2 separate regions of the Homo sapiens genome follow, and region 2 is linked to region 1. Evidence: read pairs that join two places in POLR2A ChIA-PET (ENCODE). Cell type or tissue: PC-9. All regions are shown on one strand. Links, peaks and the distances in the headings refer to the core of each region. The heading gives the core; the rest is flanking DNA. Region 1 overlaps LOC105370118 (a long non-coding RNA gene). Region 2 has its middle 50 kb from the start of ATP12A.

What was found. ChIA-PET counts read pairs that join two places held together with the same protein. Peaks named below come from ENCODE experiments on the same cell type or tissue, not always from the same donor. Only the 100,000 strongest peaks of a DNase experiment are listed, where the experiment ranks them.
Region 2: POLR2A ChIA-PET joins it to region 1 with 6 read pairs; 2 of 35 experiments call an interaction of 5 or more read pairs at or near these places.

Annotation. Positions count from the first base shown.
Region 1 is chr13:24,720,130-24,725,506 of GRCh38, forward strand. LOC105370118 (a long non-coding RNA gene) reads right to left here. Exons shown (of 4, transcript XR_941759.1): 4 at 2,987-3,367. Among named protein-coding and RNA genes, the nearest start is that of RNF17, 41 kb to the right of the region's middle. In PC-9, for the core only: no CTCF peak of the experiment used is centred there; no DNase peak of the experiment used is centred there; H3K27me3 peaks cover 1,965 bases.
Region 2 is chr13:24,627,638-24,633,014 of GRCh38, forward strand. No RefSeq gene overlaps it. Among named protein-coding and RNA genes, the nearest start is that of ATP12A, 50 kb to the right of the region's middle. RefSeq lists enhancers at 1-823, 3,334-3,913. In PC-9, for the core only: no CTCF peak of the experiment used is centred there; a DNase peak (open chromatin) is centred at 3,304; H3K27ac peaks cover 571 bases.

The DNA of each region.
Region 1 (5,377 bases), core at 269-5,268:
GTCCTCGTGGTGCTTGGCCTCTCAGCAGCATTTTACGCCATGTCCTAGAAATTCCTCTCTCTATGGTTTCCCAGGTTCTGCACCCTCACTGGGTAGGCAGAGAGTGGGCCATGTTGATATGACATTGCCAAACACCTGTGACACTTCACTGGAAGTCAGAGTAGCATCAGGAAAAGCTAGCCCTGGAGTGAGACCACTTGGGTTTTGTCAGAGCCACCAACCAAGACTACCAGGAACACACCTGTGGTCAGAGTTAGGTTTAATTAACTTGTGCTTCAATGGAGAGAGTGCACCAAGAAAACCATGGGGTTCTGGGTAAGATGGCATTGTGAGGGACGTATGATAGGATTTGGTTTGTGCTGGGAGATCCTGAGGAGGGTCTCAGGAAGCAAGAGCCAGGGATGGATTGGGTGCCATTGGGAAGTGAGGGCAAACTTGGGGGTCGGGCGAAGGAGGACAGAGCTGTCATGTTTTCTCAGGGGAAACTTGCCTCCTCTAACCACCACCCATTGAACCTGCTTCTACAAAGGCAGGTCTAGCAAATTGCTTTAATCTTCAGACACTAAAACCCAATGCTGGGGCTATCTTAAGGATGGCTGCATCCCAGTATGTGTCCTGTTTGTCTCTAAAAAGCTGTATTTTACCACCAAAAATGGAAGATTTAGGGCAACAGGACAAATTTGTGTCATCTTTCCCTTGTGATTAGACTAGAGTCTCCAGAAGCTAGCAGTCATTCCATTTATATTATACATTAGTTCATCTAGCTCCTTCATAAGCAGTAATTGGCCTTTTCACATATTGCATTATTAGAGAGAAACCATTGTAGCCACTCTGTAGAAACAGAATAGACTCCACCCAAAATTTGGTTCAGATGCCAAGACTGTTGATGCCACACACACACACCAAGAAGGTGTTAAAAGGTTTACTACTCACATAATGAAACTTTCTCCCAAGGTGGTTCCCAAGCAACTCCAAAAATGGCTTGGCCAAGCGCGGTGGCTCACGCCTGTAATCCCAGCACTTTGGGAGGCTGAGGTGGGTGGATCACGAGGTCAGGAGATTGAGACCATCCTGGCTAACACAGTGAAACCCTGTCTCTACTAAAAAAATACAAAAAAATTAGCCAGGTGTGGTGGTGGGTGCCTGTAGTCCCAGCTACCCGGGAGGCTGAGGCAGGAGAATGGTGTGAACCCGGGAGGTGGAGCTTGCAGTGAGCCAAGATCTTGCCACTGCACTCCAGCCTGGGTGACAGAGCAAGACTCCATCTAAAAAAATGGCTTGAGAGAGCAGGGAGAGAAGACTGGCATGCAGTTTTTAAAGAGGTGTCTGAAAGAGAGAACATCCAGGCCTTCTGATCAGCTTGCCAAGATGTGGGGCAATTCACAGGTGAGGAGAATGAATCTCAGAAAGGGAAAGAAAGGAGTGATGCTTAAAAGCTATTAGCAGCAGACATCAAAAAAATGGAGTCAGGCTGGGCATGGTGGCTCTCACCTGTAATCCTAGCACTTTGGGAGGCTGAGGCAGGTAGATCACTGGAGGCCAGGAGTTCGAGACCAGCCTGGACAACATAGTGAAACCCCATCTCTAATAAAAATAGCAAAAAATTAGCCCGGCCTAGTGGCATGCGTGTGTAATCCCAGCTACTCAGGTGGCTAAGGCACAAGAATTGCTTGAACTTGAGAGGCGGAAGTTGCAGTAAGCCGAGATCACGCCACTGCACTCCAGCCTAGGCAATGGAGTCGGACTCTGTCTAAAAAAAGAAAAAAAAAAAATTGGGTCAGACTCTATTACACAGGGCATGTCTGAATTCAGTCTGCTCAGTGGGAGAAGAGAACAAGTGTAAAGAAACTATGGTACAGGTTACAGAGCCCCTGTGGCATGCCCAGAATCATGCTAGGCACTCACTGCAGGGCCTTCCATGGTGCTTATTATTTGCCAGACACTCTTCAAAGCACTTTGATACAGGTTAACTCATTGAATTCTCATAATAACCTTAAGAGGTGGGTACTATACAGTCAGCCCTCCGAATCCATGCATTAAACCAACTGGGGATTGAAAGTATTTGGAAAAAAATATGGATGGCCGGTGGCAGTGGCTCATGCCTGTAATCCCAGCACTTTGGGATGCCCAGACGGGCGGATCACTTGAGGTCAGGAGTTTGAGACCAGCCTAGCCAACATGGTGAAACCCTGTCTCTACTAAAACTCAAAAATTAGCTGGGCATGCTGGCAGGCACCTATAATGCCAGCTACTTGGGAGGCTGAGGCAGGAGAATCACTTGAACTCAGGAGGCGGAGGCTATGGTGAGCCGAGATAATGCCGCTGCACTCCAGCCTGCGACAGAGTGAGACTCCATCTCAGGAAAAAAAAAAAGGATGGTTTGCTTCTGTACTGAATATATAGACTATTTTTCCTTGTCATTATTGCTTAAACAATACAGTACAACAACAATTTACATAGCATTTACATTGTATGAGTTATGAGTAATCTAGAGGTTATTTAACATATATGGGAGGATGTGTGTAGGTTATATACAAATACACCATTTTACATCAGAGACTTAAGCATCAGTGGATTTTGGTATCCAAGGGGAATACTAGAACCAATTCCCCACGAATACTGAGGGACAACTATATTATCAACCTGTCTTGCAGATTAGAAAACTGCAATGCAGAGAGGCTAAGTTGCCCAGGCATGCAAAATTAGCTTTAAGCAGCAAAGTCAGGAATCAAGCCTGATCAGCCTGACTCCAAAGTCTGTGCTTTTAGTCATTGTGTGACACCATTTCTCATAAACAGCAGCTTAACTAATGCCTGGGAAATCCAAAAATATTTAGTTGAGTCTCTTCTACTTGAAGAGCTCGCATTCCCCAAGAATACTTTCCATAGTGAAAGTATTGCATTATTATATTGTATTATATTAATACAGCTATATATTAACATAAAAAATAAAACCTCAAAAGCATTTGAATGGTCTTACACAATTTTCAAAATTTCGTTTAGTTTTACAGCATCACTGGAAATTAAATGAGGTGGCAGGTTTATGACTACAACTCCATTTGTAAAATGCAGGAAAACCAAGGCTCCAAGCAGTCAGCCCTGGATCCCTCCATGGCCCCTCTTTGCTTCATCTGCAAGCTCTGGCGGGAAGTAGTGGTTCCACCCAAGAGCAGAGCTGGTGAAATTGTGGCTTGATGGCAGCCCGCTTCCCGTGGCTCCCTGTCCACTGTGGATGCTGCTGCAGCCTGGCACGTGCTTCGGGACGCAGAGTCCAGGGAGCAGGCTGCCACTGTCACCGTGGCTCTGGTCATCATTGCCAGTGTGTGCCACCTGCCACGGCCGCAGACTCTGTCCACACATTAGTAGCTCTGGGAACATGGGAGGTCAAATGTCAATTAAGAGCAACACGCATACTTCACACTCGTTCGCAACAGATGTTTGCAAAGCCCTTTCAAGTTGATCCTCATAACCAACCTTAGAAATGATCTGGGCAGTTCACAGGGGAAGAGAATGAGTTCCTGAGAGAACAATTTGCCTAAAGTCGCTCAGATAGTCAGTGACTGACTCACGCCTACCTGCCTCCCTTCATGACTCCAGTGCACACCTCACTTAAAGTCTTTAAAGGTGGAGAGACTAAACCAGAGGCTGAGCAAGCTGGGAATCAGGAGCTCCTGTTCTTGTTCCTGTGTTCACCAGATCCCTCCGTGGGGCAGGTGCTGGTGGGCACCATTATCATCCCCATCCTGGGCAGGTTGTCCAGGTGGGCACCATTATCATCCCCATTTTGCAGATGAGGAAACAGAGGCTCAGAGAGGACACAACTTGCCCCAAGGTCACATAGCTCATAGGTGTCCATATAGTCCAGTTTGCTGGACCTGAGCCTTCCTACTACACTGCCCCGCCCTGTGGTGGAGGCCCATTTCCCTTCTTCTCCTCCTCCTGAACAAGATCCTGGGTAGGAGAGTCTCCCAGCTATAATAGCTCTTTGTCAAAAGACAGAATTTGAATGAATTTGAAGATCTTAATTGGCTTTGTGATTCTAGAATCAGGCAACGCTCCATTCTGTAAAATAGGATAAGTGTTCCAATAAACTGAGCAGAAGGAGTTGGTTTTATAGACAAAAAAGGGTAGAAGAAAGCAGAAACAAACAAGAAAAGGAGTATTGATCCTTTCAAAGTTACTTTCCTTGTAAGGTGGAAACAGGAAAACAGAACAATAGAAAGGTAACTGATTAGTTAACATCAAGTTATTTCAGGTTACTTTTTTCTTTTTTTTTATTGAGACAGAGTCTTGCTCTGTTGCCCAGGCTGGAGTGCAGTGGCACAATCTCGGCTTCACAGCAGCCTCCACCTCCTGGGTTCAAGCAATTCTCCTGCCTCAGCCTCCCGAGTGGCTGGGACTACAGATGCCCGCCACCATGCCAGCTAATTTTTGTATTTTTAGTAGAGACGGGGTTTCACCATGTTGGCCAGGCTGGTCTTGAACTCCTGACCTCAGGTGATCCACCCACCTCGGCCTCCCAAAAGGCTGGGATTACAGGCGTGAGCCACTATGCCTGGCCTATTTCAGGTTACTTTTTGTTGTGCAGATTAAAGGCAGAGGGAACTTTATTATCATGTTGACTGAAACTGGCCTATTTGGGGATATTATCTCTATCTCCTGATTTCTCCAAGAGTCAGATGATTTGGTTTGGTGACATGGAACTTTAGTATGAGTGACTCCATCTTGGCTTCTGGTCTGGTGAGCTGGAGCCCAGTGCAGGATCTTAGTCCAAAATAATGACCTCATAATTTTTATAACATCCTTATCCTGGAGCTAAAAAAACAAAACTGCAGCTCTTGTATTCGTTGCTACCAACTGCTTCTTATAGCATGAAAGACAGAAAAAGCAGTTGGATTACATCATTCCCCTGTGTGATAAAGGACAATGTTTCATCACACCTGCCACGCTCTGCCAGCCCTGCCTTTGCCCACCTTCCCAGCATCACTGGGTATCACTCTCTTCCTTATCCACCAGCTTCCAGACCCACCACCAACTGGAAGAGGGTCAATATTACATTAAAGGGGAGCACATAGGGTGACATCGGATGGTGGCCGTCTTTAGGAACATGCAATTAGCCTCAAAAACAAGACTAACCCAGGTGAAACAGTTAAAGACCAGTAAAAGAGCATGCATAATTGTGTGCCAGGATGGAGGGTGCTGATAAGGACAGGGATCTGAAGAGCAGGTGGTGCTGGTGAGTGGGGAAGTCTGAAGGAGGCACTGGGGATTTGGAAGCAGCTTAAGGTGTCAGTACAGTGGTGAACTTCGACAATTAAAGTACTGTTTCACTAAAACAGGTAGGCTCATGTATGTGGAATAAGTATTTTCAGAAATAC
Region 2 (5,377 bases), core at 195-5,194, 93 kb before region 1:
ACTAGGGCAGGATCGATTCCCTGTGGGGGAGCAAAGGGACATGAGAGATAAGCTCGGCCCAGGAGTAGGGGCCACATTACCCTTGGTATTAAGCAAAAGGCAAAAGAGGGTGTCCGTGGTGTAGCAAGGAGTCCCCAGGAGTTCCCAGCAAGGCAGGGACTGATGAAAACAGCGTTTGAGGAAAACAGGCCGAAGCCTGAACCAATAGCCTTTAGGCTGCCAGACTGGTTTAGGGGAGAGAAGCAAAACAGATTTCCTTTTAGCAAAGCGCACGTCCTCACTGGCTACACTGTTAGCTCTCTGGGAGCTGATGCCATGCGCATAGTAGGTGTGTGGCAGAGACAGCTAGACATAGCCACCGAAGAGCCTGCTCGCCCGTAGAATGCAGGGCTATTGCAGGAAAGCATCTGCCCGGAGGCTCTGCTTCCCCATTTCCTCACACATTGAGCTAGCCAGAACCATGTGAGTGAGTCTGCACCAGCAACAGCAGGCACCATGACTGCCCCGTGGCTCTCTCCTAAAAGATAGCTCCCACTCTCTCTCCCTCCTCCTTCCCCAGGCTGGGTGTTGACACACAGGGCGAGGCCACATGGCAGAGCCTCCCCTGGGCCCTATTCCGGAACAGCTGTGAGGAAACCCCTCCTCTCCCACTCTACTGCGCCTCCCCTGGACCTCACATGAGAAAGCAACTTCCATTGTGTTGAGCCACTGACATTAAGGACATTAGCAAATATAGTAACCAGTTTTACCTGCCATAATGCAAGGTTTTGCTATACATCTGTTGAATTGATGTGAATTTAACTGAACTCCTTAGGCCTGGGAGTTTTATACGATTTTAGGTTTAGCTGGAGGAAGAGGCTGGAGCGCCAGTCCTGCGTGTCAGGCCTCCGGGCCCAAGTTAAGCCATCATATCCCCTGTGACCTGCATGTATACATCCAGATGGCTTGAGGCAACTGAAGATCCACAAAAGAAGTGAAAATAGCCTTAACTGATGATGTTCCACCATTGTGATTTGTTTCTGCCCCACCCTAACAATCAATGTACTTTGTAATCTCCCCCACCCTTAAGAAGGTTCTTTGTAGTTCTCCTCACCCTTGAGAATGTACTTTGTGAGATCCACCCGCTGCCCACAAAACATTGCTCCTAACTCCACTGCCTATCCCAAAACCTATAAGAACTAATGATAATCCCACCACCCTTGGCTGACTCTCTTTTCGGACTCAGCCTGCGTACACCCAGGTGAAATACAGCCTTGTTGCTCACACAAAGCCTGTTTGGTGGTCTCTTCACACGGACGTGCATGACACTAAGAACTCTTCAGTCTCTGCATTTCCATAAAGTGTGAACTTGGAAGGTTCCAGGGTCCCCACTGCTGCCATGGGGATTGCCAAGACTGGGTGGTTTGGGCCTCTTCAAACAATTTCTTGTAATTTTCTTTTTTTTCTTTTCTTTTTTTTTTTTGAGACTGAGTTTAGCTCTTGCTGCCCAGGCTGGAGTGCAGTGGCGCGATCTCTGCTAACTGCAACCTCTGCCCCCTGGGTTCAAACGATTCTCCTGCCTCAGCCTCCCAAGTAGCTGGGATTACAGGTGCCTGCCACCACACCTGGCTAATTTTTTCTATTTTTAGTAGAGACAGGGTTTCACCATGTTGGCTAGTCTGGTCTCAAACTCCTGACCTTAGGTGATCCACCTTCCTAGGCCTCCCAAAGTGCTGGAATTACAGGAGTGAGCCACCATGCCCGGCCCCATAATTTTCTTAAAGTCTAGTATCTAAGACTTCAAAACAAGATTTAAGCCAGTAAAATCAAGGGGGCAAGGTTTTGAATTGCCAGTGGTGCTTTAAAGCATTTACAGGCCAAGGGCATCCTTCTGGACCTGACATTCTTCTAGAGACAATGAGTCATCCATAGAGCTCTGACCCTGAATTAAGCATTAAAAGTGATTGTTGAGCAGGACAGTCCTGCACAGCCAAAAGTTTCCTGTAAAGTCACAGAAAGTAGCAGGAAAGATGTTTTTATCCCTGTCCAGAAAAAAGAGCTAAGGTTTCACAGCGCTGGAGGTCCCCAAAATGGTCCAAATTAATAAACAGTCAGAAACAATCTCCAAACCTTTTGAGAGAAAATCATCCAAGGTCATTCTTTTTAAGCTGACCTTCCTACCCTGCCTTCTTCTCTGCAGCTTCTTAACAAAAACTCAGCACAGTAGGGCATTCCTGTGGGGGCCACCGAAGGTAAGTCATTCTTACTCTAGTTCTCCGGGGGGAAAGAAAAGCATTCTAGACATAAGGAGTGGACAGATAGTAATCCTAGAATAAAGAAGGGTTTATAAATACCAAGAATTCAAAGCAAATTAGTTATCAGGCCTAATGAAGATCAGGAACGCTGATGAACAGCTCCCAGCTGGGGCAAATTAGGTTTTAATAAATATAAGGTCCCTATGTCATCTTTCCATCTGCTCCTTTTCCTGAGACTTTCAGGAGAGGCATGTGAGGTGATGAGACATGGAAGATGGGCCCTCAGAGATCTGTATTCCCTTAAGTCCCGGAGCATCATAGAAGCTTGGGTCTCAAAGCAAATCTGATTAACTCCCCCAGCTTAATAGAGGAAGAAGCCAAGCCCCAAGGGAGGAACTGACTTCCTGAGCCCCTACAGTTTGTTAGTGAGAGATGGAAGAGAGCCTGGAGCACAGATCTCCTGAGTGGGCTCTGCCTGAGCAGCACGCGGTGAATAGGAACCCACACGCAGGAGATGATGGACAGAGCTTCACACCAATCACCCCCATGTGTCGATGTCTCCTCCTCCTCCTTGGGCAAACCCCTTAGTTTCTCCGACCTCAGCTTTCCATTTATAAAAATGGGCACAGTAGTGCCTCTGGTGCAGAGAAGCTGGGGGTAAGAGGGGGCTTTCAGCACAGCGCAGGTGCACAGGGCTGTTAGAAGTAGAGAGGAAATGCTGAATGGGTGGCTGATGGACAAAGCAAGAGAAACTGACCGACCGAAAGACCTTGCCCACTGTTTATACGCCTTCGATCAATGTCCAAGTGAGTTTGTCCTGGCTTTATGTGAACAGTTTTGTCCACTGTCCAAGTGAAACTTGAGCCACTTGAGGAGGAAGAACTGCTTTACCTCTCATTATACTGTATTTTCCCCTCCTATTGAAATGGAAATGTCAAGTTCAAAATTCTTATGCAAGGTAGGAAGAGAATCAAGTCAGTTCTTTCAAGAGCTCCACGCCCTTCACCCGAAACACAGCCCAGGAGTCTTTCCCCTATCAGCCCAGCAGTGACTCAGCTTGCCTCTGAACCTTTCCACCCACCTCTGGGCGGTCCTTGAGTCAGGAATTCAGCATCAGTGACAGGTCCTTTGTCCAGGGCCTGCTTTGCACACTTTGGAAATACAAAGAAGTTGAAGACAATGTCCCTATTCTGAGACACACAAACACACAGCAAAACCATGACCACTAAAACGTAAACACTCAAGTTCTCACTTCCTGTTGCCACATTGTTAGAGGCGTGTGAACCAGAACAACTCCATCTTGAATAGGAGATGGGTAAAATGAGGACAAGACGTACTGGGCTGCATTCCCAAATGATTAAAGCATTCTAAGACACAGAATGAGATAGGAGTTCAGCACAAGATACAGGCCATAAAAACCTTGCTGATAAAACAAGCTGCAGTCAAGAATCCGGCCCAAACCCACCAAAACCAAGATGGCCACAAGAGTGATCTCTGGTCATCGTCACTGCTACACTCCCACCAGTGCCATAAGAGTTTCCAAATGCTATAGTAACGTCAGGAAGTTACCCTATATGGTCTAAAAAGGGGAAGCAGCCGGGGGCAATGGCTCACGCCTGTAATCCCAGCACTTTGGAAGGCTGAGACAGGCAGATCACAAGGTTAGGAATTCAAGACCAGCCTGACCAACATGGTGAATCCCCGTCTCTACTAAAAATACAAAAATTAGCCAGGCATGGTGGCACGTGCCTGTAATTGCAACTACTTGGGAGGCTGAGGCAGGAGAATCACTTGAACCTGGGAGGTGGAGGTTGCAGTGAGCCAAGATGGCGCCACTGCACTGCAGCCTGGGCAACAAAGCAAGACTCCATCTCAAAAAAAAAAAAAAAAAATGGTGGTGGGGAGGCGTTCCCTTGTTTAGCATATCATCAAGAAATAACCATAAAAATCGGCACCAGCAGCCCTCGGGGCTGCTCTGTCTATGGAGTAGCCATCCTTTATTCCTTTACTTTCCTAATAAACTTGCTTTCACTTTACTCTATGGATGCACCCTGAATTCTTTCTTGCACGAAATCCAAGGACCCTCCCTTCGGGTCTGGATCAGGGCCTCTTTCCTGTAACAACATGGAGTCATGTCCTTCAGGCTGGGCCACTGTTACCTACCCTACTATATTCAAGTCTCATTCCTCCTTCGTCTACATCTGGGCTTTCGTCCCAGCTCTGTAACTAATCTAGTGGTGAGATCATAGGCCAATTATTCTATGAACCTCAGTCCTCCCAGATATAAAGTTGGGACAGTAATACCTGCTTTGCCTGATCAGAGTGAGGATTAAATGAGATATTTCATATACAGTGTTTAGTGTATATACAGTCCCTGGCACAGAGTAACAGCTGCCAGTAAACAGTCACTGTTCCACGGGCATTTCATTTGTTCCACAAGCCTTTGCTGAGCAGGCACCGCGAGTGCCTGAAGGATGCACAGGCCCTGCTTGCAGAGGGCTCCCTGTCCTTCTGTGCTTTGATTCAGACTTCCTGAAAATCAAGTGGTTGCTGTGTGCCACGCTTTCATTTATCCTTCACAATTGCCCCATGTGTAGGGGGTATCCCATCTCACAGCAGAGGAAAATGTGTCTCAGAGAGGCTGTCACATGCCCACAGCCAGCAGGACACAGCTGATCTGGACCCAGGGCTCTGCACCAAAAACCTGGGCCACCTCATCCTCCCGTATGACTCACACCACAGGGAGCAAGAGGAGAGTCAGGAAGTTGGGTTCTAGAACCAAGGAGTTGGGTTGCTGAGCTTAGAAATGCTTCCTCACTCTTCTTAGTCTCAAGGGAGGTGATGGAATAATGACAGAAACACTTGCCATTTATTGGAAGCTGTTACTCAGTGCCAGGCACTGTATATACACTAAACACTTTATATGCAGTATCTCATTTAATTCTCACTCTAATCAATCAAGGCAGGCATTATTGTCTCAACTTTATATCTGGGAATTCCAAAGTTCATAAAATAACTGGCCCATGATCTCACTACTAGTCAGTGACAGAACTGGGACAGAAGTCCAGATGCAGATGAGGCCAAAGCTCGGGCTCTGAATGGCTAGAATATACTGTTACCTTCTATGGGAACAGCAGAGGCTG